Linked DNA regions of Mus musculus: region 2 is linked to region 1. The links are chromatin loops, found by intact Hi-C in ENCODE. Cell type or tissue: left cerebral cortex. All regions are shown on one strand. Links, peaks and the distances in the headings refer to the core of each region. The heading gives the core; the rest is flanking DNA. Region 1 holds the start of Prim1 (DNA primase, p49 subunit). Region 2 has its middle 8.6 kb from the start of Rbms2.

Evidence for each region. Peaks named below come from ENCODE experiments on the same cell type or tissue, not always from the same donor. Only the 100,000 strongest peaks of a DNase experiment are listed, where the experiment ranks them.
Region 2: it touches region 1 in a loop (3-fold over the local background); 2 of 42 quality-filtered maps call a loop at or near these places.

What each region holds. Positions count from the first base shown.
Region 1 is chr10:128,010,225-128,018,820 of GRCm38, reverse strand. Prim1 (DNA primase, p49 subunit) reads right to left here and starts at 3,606. Exons shown (of 13, transcript NM_008921.2): 1 at 3,470-3,606; 2 at 2,700-2,857; 3 at 739-845; 4 at 600-673. The coding sequence starts at 3,572. It also overlaps the pseudogene Gm10120. In left cerebral cortex, for the core only: CTCF peaks have their summits at 2,202 (motif pointing left) and 3,667; a DNase peak (open chromatin) is centred at 3,656; H3K4me3 peaks cover 826 bases.
Region 2 is chr10:128,180,916-128,189,511 of GRCm38, reverse strand. No RefSeq gene overlaps it. Among named protein-coding and RNA genes, the nearest start is that of Rbms2, 8.6 kb to the right of the region's middle. In left cerebral cortex, for the core only: CTCF peaks have their summits at 811 (motif pointing right) and 3,331 (motif pointing right); DNase peaks (open chromatin) are centred at 806 and 3,336.

The sequences.
Region 1 (8,596 bases), core at 415-8,414:
GCTACAGTGTACTTAATAAAAATAAATAAATCTAAAAACAAACAAACAAACAAACAAAAAAATAAACAACAAAAAAAAAGGGGCTGGTGAGATGGCTCAGTGGGTAAGAGCACCCGACTGCTCTTCTGAAGGTCCAGAGTTCAAATCCCAGCAACCACATGGTGGCTCACAACCATCCGTAATGAGATCTGATGCCCTCTTCTGGTGTCTGAAGACAGCTACAGTGTACTTACATATAATCAATAAATAAATTATAAAAAAAAAAAAAGAAAGAAATATATGTGATCTGATAATGAAATACAGAGACTGAGAGCATAACACAATGACACACAAAAACACACACACAACACAGACACACACAACACACTGATACACATGACATACTGATACACCACACTGATACATACAACACAGTGATATAACACATGGACACACATAACACACACCACACTGACACATACACCACACTGACACATACAACATATTGACATACGGAGACACACCACACTGACACACATGACACATATGACAGATATACTGACACCCACAACCCACTGACACTCACGACACACTGACACGAAGGACACACTGACACATACCCTTCAATGCCCGGTCTATGATGCGCATGGCCATTGTCATGAGAGTCCAGCATTTGGAACATATGTCTGCAGAACTGGAACAAAGCCGTCATTACTCACTGCCAGTGACTGTCACTTACCCCAGCAGGAGGGCGCTTACCTGCAGCATCTCCTTACGTCATCGTAGTCTGTCATGTCGATGTCAAAGACCAGTTCTTTCTCCTGGGCCTGGAAAGCTCCCAGCTTCACTGTATTGTGTTGATTGGGCTAAGAATACAAACAGCCATCAGGCTCTGTAAGAGATGCCCACGTCTATTCACACGGTGAGTAAGTCAAAGATGCCGCATAATACCACACCTAGGATACTTTAGACAGCTTGGATCTCATACAACCTGAATTGATGATAGTTTTTTTTTTATCGACTTAAAATAAGGTGTAATGATTTTTTTTTTAAAGATTTATTTATTATTATATGTAAGTACACTGTAGCTGTCTTCAGATACTCCAGAAGAGGGCATCAGATGTTGTTACGGATGGTTGTGAGCCACCACGTGGTTGCTGGGATTTGAACTCTGAACCTTCGGAAGAGCAGTCGGGTGCTCTTACCCACTGAGCCATCTCACCAGCCCAGGTGTAATGATTTAACTCTAAGTGTATGTTGCTTGATAGAAGTGACAAAGCTATGTGAAGTTTCTAATAAGTGAATGTATATACAAATAATTCCTATTACAGAGTATTTTACAAGTCTTTCCTTGTTACAGTACACACAAGTAACACATACATAATTATTTTAGATCCCTTCAACATATTAAAAGATATCTCCTCAAATGAGTCTCTGTTGTTTTTGAGACAGGGTTTCATGTAGCCCAAGCTGCCCTTGATTACCAGCAAGCCCCAGTGTCTCCTGCCTCTGTCCCGCACACACATTATAGGTGCGAGCGTAGATGTAACCAGCTTTTATGTGGATGCTGGAGGTTTGAACTCAGGTCCAAACCGAATGCTTTTCCTGTGGAGCCATCTCTTTATCCAGAGACTCAGGACTTTCTCCTCACATCTGTTGGCTTTCACTGATAACCTAGGCAGGAGACTAGATTCCTTTCAGAAGAATCTGAGCATATGTGGGCATCGTTCTAGGCTCTAGGGATAGATCAGTGACTAAACAAAAGTTCCTATGTTAGTGGAGATTTTATCCTGACAAAGACCTAGGCGAACTTAGCTCAAAGAGTCTCTGAGAATATGGCTCAGCCAAGTCACTTCTCAGTGAAACATCACACCCGTTGGTGAGTGCTTTGGTACACACCTACAGTTCCAGCAACTCGGGAGGCAGAGCAGGAAGATTAAAATGGGATTGTGTGCAAGTGTGAGCGGGTTAAGATTGCAAAGAGAGTTTAATGATAAATCATTGAAAGCCTCAGAAATATCATATTAAAAAAAAAAAAAGCACAGGTTATTCAGGAAAATCATAGCTCCCCTCACAACTGAAGACCAGGGGTATTGTAAGGGTCCATCAATACCTATCAGAACAGGCAATAAAAGGCACGTACTGGGGCTGGAGAGATGGCTCAATGGTTAAGAGCACTGACTGCTCTTCCAGAGGTCCTGAGTTCAATTCCCAACAACCACATGGTGGCTCACAACCACCTGTAATGAGATCTGATGCCCTCTTCTGGTGTGTCTGAAGACAGCAACAGTGTACTTACATATAACAATAAATAAATCTTAAAAAAAAAAAAAGACATGGTCTCATGTATTTCAAACTGGCCTCTCCCTCCTTTATGCTGGGATTAGAGACAATGCCCATTACACCTGGTTTATGTGTTCTTAGGAATGGAATCCAACCGTTCATGCATGCCAGGCAAGCACTCTTATCAATTGAGCTACACTCCAGCCCAATGCTCACCTTTTCTTCTAAACCTAGGAAGAAGGCAAGGTATTTTCAGCCAAGTGATTTTCAGTCTATAGAGTGTTAAAATTAATTTGAAAAAAAGGTGCGTTTCATCAACAATAATACACTCTAAAACATTACCTTCAAAACTTGGGGGCAAGAACTCACTCTGGCTTATAAAATAAACACACAAAAAAGATACAAACAAAATACAAAAGAAAAAAAAGATTCCTTACTCTGTGAGAATATACTGCGCCTATATCAATCTTATATGGATTCATTTTCTGCATCTCCTTCTCCAGTTCACTCTGGTTGTTGAAGGACTGGTAGCGAATGTAAATATCATCTTTCAGTGTGAATGAAAATTCACGGTGTTGAAAGTAATTCTTTGTCACTGCAAAATAATTTTAACTCCAGTTTAGGGCATAATGTAACCTTAACTAAAACCTTAACTAATGGGAAGACATATGTTCGTTTTTTTTTTGTTTTTTTTTTTTTTTTGGTTTTTCGAGACAGGGTTTCTCTGTGTTGCCCTGGCTGTCCTGGAACTCACTCTGTAGACCAGGCTGACCTCGAATTCAGAAATCCGCCTGCCTCTGCGTGTGCCACCACGCCCAGCCTGACATAAGTTTTTAAACGACAGGGTTTTATTGTGTAGAATAGGTTGCTCTAGAGCTTACTATGTAGCCCTGGCTCGCCTTGAACTCATGAAAATCCACATGCCCCAATCTCCAGAATGTAAGGATTATAGGTATGAGCTACTAGGCTCTCTGGAATATTTTTAACGAGTGCTCTGTGCCCAGCTCTGTTCTAGATAGCCTGTAATCTGAAGGGGCATACAATTTCACATTTGCTAGGGAGCAATAAACAGGAGCTGTAAATATTCCAAGGACGCTGCCTGTCATTGGTGAAGAAGGTGCCTCTCTTCTTCCTAGGACATCCCGCCCAAAGTATTCTCACACACGGCTCCCAGCCCCGCTACCCATCCCGTCCCAGCCTCCATCACCTCCGCCATAGTTGAGCCAGCGATAGTACTGGGCGTAGGGAAAGAGCCTTCGGTAATAAAGCTTGAGTAGCTCCGGCAGCTCCGCAGGATCAAATGGCTCCATGAAGTAAAGAACTAGACCCGGACAGGACTGACACGAGAATTGGCGGGAACAAGACAGGCCTCCATCCCTGCGCGCGCATGGACCTGCGCCGCCGGAGGGACTGCTGGGAATTGTAGTTCTTGCAGATCTCGCAGGTGTAGACGACTCCTACTGCTCCTTTTAGAGTCCATCTGCATCTTCCGGGCTCTGAAAACCTATCCATTTAACAACAGGATTGTCCCCGAAAAGGAGAGACCTTTAGCATATTGATTTTGATTAGTAATAACAAGATTCTTTTTTTCCCCCCGAGACAGGGTTTCTCTGTATAGTCCTGGAATTCACTTTGTAGACCAGGCTGGCTTTGAACTCAGAAATCTGCCTGCCTCTGCCTCCCAAGTGCAATTAAAGGCGTGTGCCACCACCGCCCGGCCAATAGTAAGATTTTAACAAGTCCTTTGCAAAAGATGAATATTTTAGAGATATTACCAATATCTCATAAAGAGATTTTGAAAAATTGTCATAGAGTTACTATATTCAGTATTCGAAATGAAGACCGCATGAGAAAAATCAACGGCTGTTTGGTCTGAGTTTTCCATGGCAAGTGAGCCAACCACCATTTTACACCTTTGGTACATAAGTACAGATGCAAAGGCTCACAGGAATGTGGGAATTTCAGAGAAAATAAATAATAAAAAGGGACGGGGTTGGGGGTGCTCAGGGAAAAGAGCCGTCGCCTAGTGGTTCTGATTGGAGTCTGTTCGTAATCTAACTGGAAGTGGGGAGACATGTTTTACTTTCTCTTGTTGGAACAAAATTGGAAGAAAATTAGTGAAGTTGTTGACTAGTAGTGAATTGATGTTTTGGACCAGTTGTTTCCGGGGTTGTTATCTGAACCAGACCATCACTGGGGAGAACAGTTTGATTTTCTGCAAAACTGTCAGACAGAGGTTTATTTCTTGCACCATTTGGTAAAATTACACTTAAGAACTTAGTTTTTAGCTGGGCAGTGGCTATGCAGGACTTTAAATTCCAGCGCTCCAGAGGCAGAGGCAGGTGTATCTATGCTTTTGAGGCCTGTTCTATAGAGTGAGTTCTGTGACCCCGCCTCAAGAAACAAAACAAAACAATAAAAAACAAGACATAACTTATTTTCTTTTGAACAATGGTTGCAAGAATAGGTCAGAGTTCTTTTGTCGTGTTTGTTTAATTTTGCATTGACATTTTTGCATTTTACTCTTTTAAATATGCATTTTTAAAAGGCAGAGTCTTCCCCAGACACTATTGGTGATGCCAAGAAGTGCTTGCTGACAGGAGCCTGATACAGCTGTCTCCTGAGAGGTTCTGCCAGAGCCTAACAAATACAGAGGCAGATACTTGAAGCCAACCATCGGACTAAAGCATGAGGACCCCAATGGGGGAGTTAGGGGAAGGACTGAGGGAGCTAAAGGGGTTTGCAAGTTCATAGGAAGAACAATAGCAACCAACCAGACCTCCCAGAGCTCCCGGGACTAAACCACCAACCAAAGAATACACATGGAGGGACTTGAGTCTCCAGCTGCATATGTAGCAGAGGATAGCCTTGTCAGGCATCAATGAAAGGAGAGGCCCTTGGTCCTGTGAAGGCTTGATGCCCCAAAGGCAGGGAGGTGGGAGTAGGTGGAGCACCCTCATAGAAGCAGGGAGGAGGAGGGATGGGATAGGGGGTTTGCAGAAAGGCAATAACATTAAAATGTAAATAAGTAAAATATCCAAAAAAAAAAAAAAAAAAAAAAAAGGCAGAGTCTCACTTTGATGCCTAGGTTGGCCTCAAATTGGAGAGTCTCCTCCCTTTGTGTTTCAAGTGCTGAGATCATTAGTGTATGCCACCAGGCTGGTTATTATTTTAAATAACATACAGCATTATACATATTTCTGGGCTATAATGTGTTTTCTATATTTTCAGGATTTATTTATTTTATAAGTATGGGTATTTTCCTGCATGTATGTTTGTTCATTATGTGCATGCAGTACCCACAGAAGTTAAGAGGCTATCAGACTCCCTGGAACTGGAGTTACAGATGGTTGTGAGTGCCACCATGTGGGTATTGGGAATCGAATCTGAGTCTTAGAAGAACAGCCAGTGCTTTTAGCTGTTGAGCTATTTCTCCAACCCCAATTTTATTTATTTATTTGTTTGTTTTTTGTTTTTTTTCGAGACAGGGTTTCTCTGTGTAGCCCTAGCTGTCCTGGCACTCACTTTGTACACCAGGCTGGCCTCGAACTCAGAAATCTGCCTGCCTCTGACTCCTAAGTGCTGGGATTGAAGGTGTGCACCACCACCTCCCAGTCTCTATTTTATTTTATTTTATTTATTTATTTATTTATTTTTGGTTTTTCGAGACAGGGTTTCTCTGTGTAGCTTTGGCTGTCCTGGAACTCATTTTGTAGACCAGGCTGGCCTCGAACTCAGAAATCTGCCTGCCTCTGCCTCCCAAGTGCTGGGATTAAAGGTGTGCGCCACCACCGCCCAGTCCCAATTTTATTTTTTTACTAGCATACCTTTTGCTTATTCTTTGTCATCTGCATACATGCAAACAATATATCTTTTAAAAACTGTTTACTTATATGTCTATGGGTGTTTTGCCTGTATGTGTGTCTGTGTACCACTTACAGGCCTGGTACCAAAGGAGACCAGAAGAGGGCATTAGATTCCCTGGGATTGGAGTTATAAATAGTGTAGTCATGATGTGGGTGCTGGGAATTGAACCAGGGTCCTCTGGAGGACTAATAAGTGCTCTTCACTGAGCTACCTCTCCAGCCTCTAAACCAGATATCTTGAATATAGGCACCCTGACTCTTCTCTCCCATTTTCCCCAGGTGCCCCTAACATATCACCTTCCCCTTCATGTTTCTCCTTTCTGTTATTTATTGTGATCCACTGGGTCTAATTAGTGCTGTCTGTTACAATGTTAACTGATCTTGTTGACTGTATGCAGGTCTCCTGCAGATAACCATATCATCAGCAGTAGGGTCTCACCACCTGGTCCTGCTGAGCAATGACAATAGTTCTTTTTTTTTTTTTTACCAAAAAGCACAGGGTTTTATTTCTCGCCCACTGGGCAGGGTTCTGCAGGCCTTCGCAGGGCAGGGAGCAGGCTCTACTTGCCAGCGATGAGTGGGTTCCGCAGCACCACGATGACCAAGTCCCCGCGCAGGAACATCTTGGAGATGTAGCGGTCCTTGTTGACAGGCTTGGATTTCTTCTTGCCCTTGCCGCTCTTGGGAACCTCAGTCCACATCTCCTTCACATTTTCCAGCACCATGTTGCAGTGCCTGTCAAAGGCCTTCACCCGGCCCAGCAGCTTCTTGTTGTTGCGACAGTTAATGAGCACTTGTGTGTTGTTCTTGACCGACTGCGTGAGCACTGAGAGGGGACCTGTGTTGAATTCCTCCTCCGCCCGCTTCTGCAGCTCCTCTGGGGTCATCTCACTCTTGGATTTATTGAGGAGACTCATGGTGTAGGTTTCGCTCGCAGATCACTCCCGCCTCGACAATAGTTCTTTTGGGGACTCTGAAGTCTATCTGACCACCAATAATTCAGAAGAAGGTATACAACACCTGCAACTGAGATATTCATTTAATAATACATGTCTTACGGGGGAAGTAAGTATTGTCCATGCAGTTATCATGTTCAAACTCTTAAAAATCTATCTATCTATCTTTTTTTTTTTTTTTTTTTTTGGTTTTTCGAGACAGAGACAGGGTTTCTCTGTATAGCCCTGGCTGTCCTGGAACTCACTTTGTAGACCAGGCTGGCCTAGGAACTCAGAAATCCGCTGGGATTAAAGGCGTACGCCACCACATCCGGCCCTATCTATCTATCTTAAAGTCAGCTTTCAAAGTAGTAGGTTTCCATAAGCCCTCACCTGCTCCTCTCCTGTTTTACCCTACCCTTAGCCTCATTTAAACCTTTAATCCCTCTCCCCACCCTGTGGATCCTTTCTTTCTTAGATACAAAGTTAAACACACAGATCTAAAGTTTCAAAGCCAGAACCTGTATATGAAAGACACTATGTAGCATTTGTGTTTCTGAGCCTGGGTTAGCTTTGCTTAAGGTGATACATTTCCATTCTACCCCAGCAGTGAGGTTTTAAAAACAGTTTATGCTTTTTTGTTGTTTTTGTTTGTTTGTTTGTTTGTTTTTGTTTTTCGAGACAGGGTTTCTCTGTATAACCCTGGCTGTCCTGGAACTCACTCTGTAGACCAGGCTGGCCTCTAACTCAGAAATCCTCCTGCCTCTGCTTCCAGAGTGCTGGGATCTAAAGACGTGTGCCACCATGCCCGGCTCCAGTTTATGCATTTTTGTGTGTGCTCAGGCACATGAATGTGTGGATGCTAGATGACAGTTTTGCAGAGTTGGCCTTCTCTTTCCATTTTCGTGTAGTTTCCAGGGATGGAACGCAGATCTCTGGATTTATGTGGCAGATGCTTTTACACACCAAGTAATATTTTGACGCTGTGTAATAGTTTGATACTATAGAACACCAGAACTTAAGGAGTATTAAATGTATTTATATTTTATTTATTTATCTTTATGACTATGGGTGTTTTGTTTGCAAGTGTATCTGTGCATCACAAGCGTACTTAGGGCCTCGGAGGCCTGAAGAGGGCGCTGAATCCCCAGGAATTACAACTATAGATGTGGTGCTAGGAACTGAACATGAGTTCTCTGCAAGAGCAGCAAGTGCTCTTAATGGCTTTATGGCTGAACACCTCTCCAGCCTTCCTTTCTCTCCTTCCTTCCTTCCTTCCTTCCTTCCTTCCTTCCTTCCTTCCTTCCTTCCTTCCTCCCTTCCTCCCTTCCTTCCTGGTTCTTGGTGGCAGCATAGGCCAGGACCCCACCATGGTCCCAGGTGGGATAACTTGCTGCACACATCAGGGTGCTCCTCACTACTCTCGAGTCTCCAGTTCTGCCCATCTTCACAGTGCCCACATCCTTCTGTTTCTCTTCCATTTCTCCATCACTTACTTGTTCCGTTTGTTTGTTTTTTGTTTTTTTCAAGACA
Region 2 (8,596 bases), core at 264-8,263, 170 kb before region 1:
TCAAAGCCAGCCTCTACCACACAGTGAGCTCCACTTCAAACCTCAGCATCAGAACAAACTGAGATGGCTCAATGGGTAGAGCGTTTGCTATTTATGTCTGAATCTGGCAGCCCGAGTTTGATCCCTGGGACCTATGTAAAGAGAAAGGGGGCCCCACAGTATAGTCCTCTAACTCACACATATATTTACACATATACTCACACATACACTCACACACATACTCACACATATACTCACACATACACTCACACATATACTACACATACACTCATACATATACTCACACATACACTCACACACTCACACATATACTCACACATACACTCATATACTCACACATATACTCACACACTCACACATATACTCACACATACACTCACACACTAACACATATACTCACACATACACTCACACATATACTACACATACACTCATACATATACTCACACATACACTCACACACTCACACATATACTCACACATACACTCATATACTCACACATATACTCACACACTCACACATATACTCACACATACACTCACACACTAACACATATACTCACACATACACTCACACATATACTCACACATACACTCACACACTCACACATATACTCACACATACACTCACACACTCACACATATACTCACACACTCACACATATACTCACACATGCACTCACACATATACTCACCCCCAAAAAATAAAAATAAAAATAAAAATAAAAATAAAAATAAAAATAAATCCAACTTCTGCTCTTAGACAGGTTCCTAAAGGCAGCATGACCTGTTCTGCCCAGCAGATGGCAGTGTTTCTCCTAGTATTCTCTGAGGTTCCCTTTCCCATGGAGACAGTCTAAAAAGCATGAAAATTATATCCTGTCAGCAAGCATTCTTGAATCTAAATTATATTTGGATAGTGTTCTGGTTGTTGTTGTTGTTGTTTTCCAGCTTGACATAAGCTGGAGTTATTTGGAGAAAGGGAATCTCACTTGAAAAAAAAAGCCTCGGTCAGAATAGCCTGCAGGCAAGTCTGTAGGGCAATGGGGGAGGAGGGGGATTTCCCTAATTGACATGGGAGGGCCCATCCCAAAGTAGGTGGCCCTACCCCTTTGCAGAAGATCCTGGTTTGTATGAGAAAGCAGACTGTACAAGCCAGTAAGCTGCATTTCTCCCTGGCCCCTGCTTCACAACATTTGAGAAGCTGACTTCCGTTCATGATGGGGCATATAAGTTATAATAAATCCTTTCCCACCATTGTTGCTTTGGTAATGGTGTTTTATCACAGCAATAGAAAGCCAAGATAGGGCTGGAGAGATGGCTCGGGGGTTAAGAGCACTGACTGCTCTTCCAGAGGTCCTGAGTTCAATTCCCAGCAACCACATGGTGGCTCACAACCATCTGTAAAGGAATCTGATGCCCTCTTCTGGTGTGTCTGAAGAGAGATAGTGTACTCATATAAATGACAAATAATAAATCTTAAAAAAAAAAAAAAAAAAAAAAGCACCAGGCAGTGGTGGCGCATGCCTTTAATCCCAGCACTTGGGAGGCAGAGGCAGGTGGATTTCTGAGTTCAAGGCCAGCCTGGTCTACAAAGTGAGTTCCCGGACAGCCAGGGCTACACAGAGAAACCCTGTCTCGAAACAAACAAACAAAAAGCTAGGGTTATAAGAGAATCCCTGTCTTAAAACAAAACAAAACAGGGGCTGGAGAGATGGCTCAATGGTTAAGAGCATCGACTATTCTTCTTCCAGAGGTCCTGAGTTCAAATCCCAGCAACCACATGATGGCTCACAACCATCTGTAATGAGATCTGATGCCCTCTTCTGGTGTGTCTGGAGACAGCTACAGTGTACTCATATACATAAAACAAATAAATAAACATTAAAACAAAACAAAACAAAAAATACTGACAAAAGTATAGTTCCTACTTCACTGGTGTTCACAGTCTGGGAGCAAGAGATAAGAGTGGGGCTGGGGCGTATCCAGCGTTGGAGTACTCCTCTAGCAAGCAAGAAGCCCTGGATTTGCTCTTCAGACTGAAAAACAATTAGTTCCAAGCTAGGTGTAGGGGTCTGTGATGCAAATGCACCTGGAGAAGGGGAGAGAACTTTTGTTGAAGAGGCTGACCTGTTAGCAAGTCTTTGGAGGCATCATTGGATTGCTAATTGATAAAGGAGGACACACCCCACTGTGGGCGTTACTATCCCTAGGCAGATGGGCCTGGGCTGTAGGAAAATCTAGTGGAACAAGCCAAAGAGTACAGTAAGCCGCATCTACTCTCTGCTTCAGTCCATAATGAGGGACTGTGACATGGAAGGGCAAACCCGCTAAGTCCTTTGCTTTCCCAAGTTCCTGTGTTTGTCACAGATAATCTGAGTTCTGAAGAGGGTGAGGGGAGAGACTGAATCCTATCCCAGCCTTGCTATACAGTGAGACATTCTCTCAGAAAGTTACAAAACAAGATTCAATGTAAGAAAGAGGTGGGTATGAACCTCTTAAAAGTCAGTGCGGGGCATGGTGGTGCACACCTTTAATCCCAGCACTCAGGAGGCAGAGGCAGGTGAATTTCTGAGTTTGAAGCCAGCCTGATCTACAAAGTGAGTTCTAGGACAGCCAGGGCTACACAGAGAAACGCTGTCTCAAAAAACAAAAAACAAACAACAACAACAACAACAACAACAAAACAAAAATAAACACAAACACAAACAAACAAGTCAGTGAGTGTGTGTGGTATCTCATTCCTGGAATGCCTGCATTTGGGCCAGAGAGGCAGGGTCAGAGTTCAAGATCCATCCTTCAAAGCTATTCTGAGGCCATGCCTGTCATAAGAAAATAGGATAGAATCGAGAGTTAGGGGCTGGTGAGAAGGCTTGGTAGGTAAGAGCACTGACTGCTCTTCTGAAGGTCCTGAATTCAAATCCTAGCAACCACATGGTGGCTCACAACCACCCGTAATGAGATCTGACGCCCTTTTCTGGTGTGTCTGAAGACAGCTACAGTGTACTTATTTATAATAATAAATAAATCTTTTGGCTGGAGTGAGTGGGGCTGACCAGAGCAAGCAGAGGTCCTGAATTCAATTCCCAACAAACCCACATGAAGGCTCATAACCACCTGTACAGCTACAGTGTACTCATATACATAAAATAAATAAATAAATCTTTAAAAAAAAAGGAACGGAGAGTCAGAAAAATATAGATTCCTAGCTGGCATGGATGCATGCATACACCTGTGGTCCCAGTGGTCTGGAAACTAAGTCTGGAAGCTAAGGAAGTTTTGGTTTGCCTGCATGGACATGCACCACTTTTATGCAGTACCCATGGGGGCCAGTAGAGGGTGCTAGACTCTGCAGATTACAGGTGGTGGTGCATTTACATGCTGGTAACCTAAACTCCAATTCCCTGTGCCAACAAGCACTCTTCTCCAGACACAAGATGAACATGAGTCAGAGGTCAGTCTGGGCTCTGACACAGAACACATGCCTTTTCCCAGGTCACTATTCCACATCCGCTCTTCTGAGTACCTGTCTCTCTCTCTCTCTCTCTCTCTCTCTCTCTCTCTCTCTTTAAGATTTATTTATTTATTTATTTATTTATTTATTTTATATGAGTACACTGTTGCTGTCTTCAGACACACCAGAAGAGTGCATTGGACCCCACTACAAATGGTTGTGAGTCACCATGTGGTTGCTGGGAACTGGACTCAGGACCTCTTGAAGAGTCAGTGTTCTTAACCGCTGAGTCATCTCTCCAGCCCCCTAACCTTCCTTTTCATAACTCTTTACAAGGAGATAAATTCAACTTTTTAGATCATTTCCATTACAGAGTACTTGAGGCAGACACGTTCATCAGAGGGAGGAGCTTTTTTTAAATTGTAGATGGGAGTATACTGGAGGTGAGTGTCCTTGGCTTTGATGAGGTTTATTTCCTGGTTTCTGAAGCCTATCCAGACCTTCACTAGCATGCTGGTCAGCCTTCTGACTTTCAAGCACACATGATGGCCTGTATCTGGCTAGAGTCCAGCACATCTGCAGGTAATCCATTAATCTCTGTTCTCCACCCTGATCCCGAGGGGCCAATAGTGACATCATAGAATCACAGACATCTTCTCAAACAGATGCGGTCCGTCCAGCTCCAAATCTTTTACTTGTGATTCTTTGTTTGTTTGTTTTTTCAAGACAGGGTAGGCCTGGCAGTCCTGGAACTCACTCTGTAGATCAGGCTGGCCTCGAACTCAGAAATCCGCCCACCTCTGCCTTCCAAATGCTGGGATTAAAGGCGTGCGCCACCACTGCCCAGCTTTACTCGTGATTCTTATTTAAAAGTGTATTTTAATTTTTATTGTTTTTTTAAAGATTTATTTATTTATTATTAAAAGTGTATTTTAATTTTTATTGTTTTTTTAAAAGATTTATTTATTTATTATTTATTAACAGCACAGTATAGCTGTTTTCAGACACACCAGAAGAAGGCATCAGATCTCTTTACAGATGGTTGTGAGCCACCATGTGGTTGCTGGGATTTGAACTCAGGACCATTCGGAAGAGCAATCAGTGCTCTTAACTGCTGAGCCATCTCTCCAGCCCCTATTTTTTGTTTTGAAATAGAATCTTGCTGTGAGGCCCAGCAGAGCACATGCTTCAGCTTCCTAAATAGCGGGAACATTCATGAGTGTTGTTACACACAGTAAGGAGTGTGTGTGTGTGTGTGGGCGGGTGGGTGTCTGTGTGTGTGTGTGTCTGTGTGTGTGTGTGTCTGTGTGTGTGTGCTTCTGTGTGTGTGTGTCTCTGTGTGTGTGTGTGTCTGTGTCTCTGTGTGTGTCTGTGTGTGTGTGTGTCTGTAATGTAGCTTAGGCTGGCCTCAGAGACTTTAGACTAGTAGACTAGTAGACTAGTAGACTAGTAGACTAGTAGACTGTTCTCCAGCCCTGAGCCCTTTTGCTTCTGTATCCCAAGGGCTGGGATTCCAGGCATGTGCAACCACACCCACTGCAGTGTTACATTCTTCACAAAATGACCTCCAGGCCAGTTTGGGCAAATTTGTGAGACTTTGTATTTAAAAAAAGAAAATGTGCTGGAAAGATGATGATGACTCAGAGGCTAAGAGTGCTTGCTGTTTTTCCAGAGGACCCGAGTATGATTTCCAGCGCCCATACCTGACATCATACAGCTGCTTGTTACTCCAGCTGCAGGGGAGATTCAACCCCCTCTTCTAGTTTTGGCAGGCACATAGTCACAAGAAACAAACAAACAAAACAAAATAACAAAAAGCACCTTTTGTGGTTGTTTTTTGTTTGTTTGTTTTATTGAGGCAGTGTCTCTCTTTTTAGCCCTGGAAGTCTTGGAACTCACTATGTAGACCAGGCTAGCCTTATTCATATTCAACATAGATCTGCCTGCCTCTGCCTCCCAAGAGCTGGGAGTGTGTGTGCTTCCACACCCAGTAAGAATACTTTTTTTTTTTTCAGTGCATGTTCTAGAAAAATTACAAATTCGGCTATACTGAATCAGGTGGGATAAATTCTCTTTTCTTAAAAGTTATCACAAGAGCTGGGTGTAGTGGTGCATGCCTTTAATCCCAGCTCTCTGGAGGCAGAGGCAGAAGGATTTCTGAGTTTGAGGCCAGCCTGGTCTACAAAGTGATTTCCAGGACAGCCAGGGCTACACAGAGAAGAAACCCTATCTCAAAAAACAACAACAACAACAAAACAAAACAAAAAGAAAAAAGAAAAAAAGTTATCACAAACAATTTCTACTCCCCTCTTCAAAACAACCCTTAGCCTGGACATAGTGGTACTGCCTACAATTCTACTTTCTTGGAGGGTAATTAGGAGTCTGAGCTGGGAACCAGACTAAGCAACGTAGTGAGAAACCCTCACAAGGAAAAACAAGCAAAAGAAAACAATAAAGAAAGAACCCTAGTGCTGGGCTCATGAGAACTAAGAATTAGAAACTGATTAAATGTTGGAAAACAAGAGCAATATAAAGAGAGACAGGAAGGAGTCAGAACACACATGCCAGAGGGTCGGAAGTCTTCTTCCTCTCCTGTACTTCTCCAGCAGAGCCACAGAACCCTGCTCTCTTCCCCATCTCCTCCACAAAACTCTATACCTCCTTTTAAAAGTATAAAAATCTACTAGGATGAAGCTCACAGGTAGATGCTCAATGTTGGATTTGGGTTTGACATCCAGCAATGTAAAAATGTGTATGTAATTCACCAGAACTGCAGCTTCCAGCAAGTGTTGCTTATGCCCTTTGACCTAACTTTTATATCAGTTTGTACAACTGGATCACTTTACTTTTGTGGCTCTAAGCGTATTGGACAGACTATAAAAGCGAGCAGTGTATCTAGGGGGAAGGACGGCTCTTATGCATCTCAGGATTTAACTGCTGTCTCTCCTCCTTTTCCTGAGACATTTCAGTAGCCTTTGGTCTGAAGTTCACCATGTAGCAAGCAGAGGATACTCTTGAACCTCTGATCCTCCTGCTTCTACCTCCCGAGTGCTGAGTTTACACATGTGTGTCATCATTCCTGTTTTAATCTTTGTTTCTCTTTTGAAGCTCCAGCTCCATTTTATCAGTATTTGAGAGGAAAACAGGAGGGCAACAGGCTATGGGTCTTGGCAGAGATTGGGAGAAGGGAGGTGGAGAGAGGAAGAAAAAAGTTATGTCTTGTAAGTTAGGATCTAAGAAAGCAGGCAGATCTATCAGTGAAGGTCCGGGAGCAGCTGCATTGTGGGGAGAGTCATCAGAGAAAAACCGAGAAAGTCCACAGGGAGGAGGAATCTTGCTTAGGATTTGAGCCACCATCTAAAGAGATAAAAAAGTAGGGTAGGGGGGCTGGAGAGATGGCTCAGAGGTTAAGACTGCTCCTCCAGAGGTCCTGAGTTCAATTCCCAGCAAGCACATGGTAGCTCACAACCATTTGTAATGAGATCCGATGCCCTCTTCTGGTGTGTCTGAAGACAGTGACTGTGTACTCACATACACAAAATATAAAGAAAAAAAAAAAAGGTAGGGGAGGAAGTCCCAGGAGTCCTAGGATGATCTTAGTATTAGTTTATGTTTATCATCATTTGGTGTGTGTGTGCACTCAGACCAACATGTGCTATGACGTGTGCATGCAGACCAAAGGACAACTCTGAAGAGTTGGTTCTTCTTTCTGTGGATTCCAGGTTTTGAACCCAGGTTTTCAGGATTGTGCAACAAGTATCTTTCCAGCTGAGCCATCTTGCCAGCCCATAGTATAGCTTTGGATGTAACTAAGATGCTAGTTTTTGGCAGTGTTCACTTAAGGTCTTCAAATGTTGGTTACATGGTACTCAAAAGGATACAGCCTGGGAGACAGTAACTAATCATAATGGGCTGATGTGGAAGCTTTCTCTGAGCTCCAGAACTTCTTATGGTTGCTTACTTGTTGCTTCAGTTTGTTTCACTTACACGTACAGGAAATAGGTAATTGTTTACTCCATTTTACAAAGGAGAAAAGGCCCGGCCCTTATACAAGGGACTATTGCTACACTTGATCTTAGCCAAAAGGTGGAGAAGTGATACAAGGGACTATCTCAAATGAAGGCTGGTAAAATAGCTTAGCAGGTAGAGGTGCATTGGCCTGGGGACCTGAGTCCAGTCTCCCCTCCCACAGGTGGCTGGAGGAAACCAGTGACAACTCTTTTTTTTTTTTCTTTTTTAATTAGGTACTTTCTTCATTCACATCTTCAATGCTATCCCAAAAGTACCCTCCACTCTCCCCCCCCCCACTCCCCCACCCACCCACTCCCACTTCCTGGCCCTGGTGTTCCCCTGTACTGAGGCATATAAAGTCTGCACGAACCAATGGGCCTCTCTTTCCACTGATGGCTGACCAGGCCATCCTCTGATTCATATGCAGCTAGAGACACGATCTCTGGGGGGCACTGGTTAGTTCATATTGTTGTTCCACCCATAGGGTTACAGATCCCCTCAGCTCCTTGGGTACTCTCTCTAGCTCCTCCATTGGGGGGCCCTGTGATCCATCCAATAGCTGACTGTGAGCATCCACTTCTGTGTTTGCCAGGCCCCAGCATAGTCTCACAAGAGACAGCTATATCAGGGTCCTTTCAGCAAAATCCCGCTAGTGTATGCAATGGTGTCAGCATTTGGAGGCTGATTATGGGATGGATCCCCGCATATGGCAGTCTCTATACCGTCCACCCCTTCATCTCAGCTCCAAACTTCGTCTCTGCAACTCCCTCCATGGGCGTTCTGCTCCCAATTCTACAGTGACAACTCCCCCACCCCCCCAAGTCAGGGTTTCTCTGTATAGCCCTGGCTGTCCTGGAACTCACTTTGTAGACCAGGCTGGCCTCAATCTCAGAAATCTGCCTGCCTCTGCCTCCCAAGTGCTGGGATTAAGGGCATGTGCCACTACGCCCAGCCCAGCCAGTGACAACTCTTGAGAGTTCTTCTGTGATTACAAACAAACTATGGAATTTGAATATGTACACACAAACACACAAATAAATAAAAAAGCCAGGCAGTGGTGGTGCATACCTCTGATCCCAGGATTGGGAGGCCAAGGTAGGTGAATCTCTGGATTCAGGCTAGCCTGGTCTA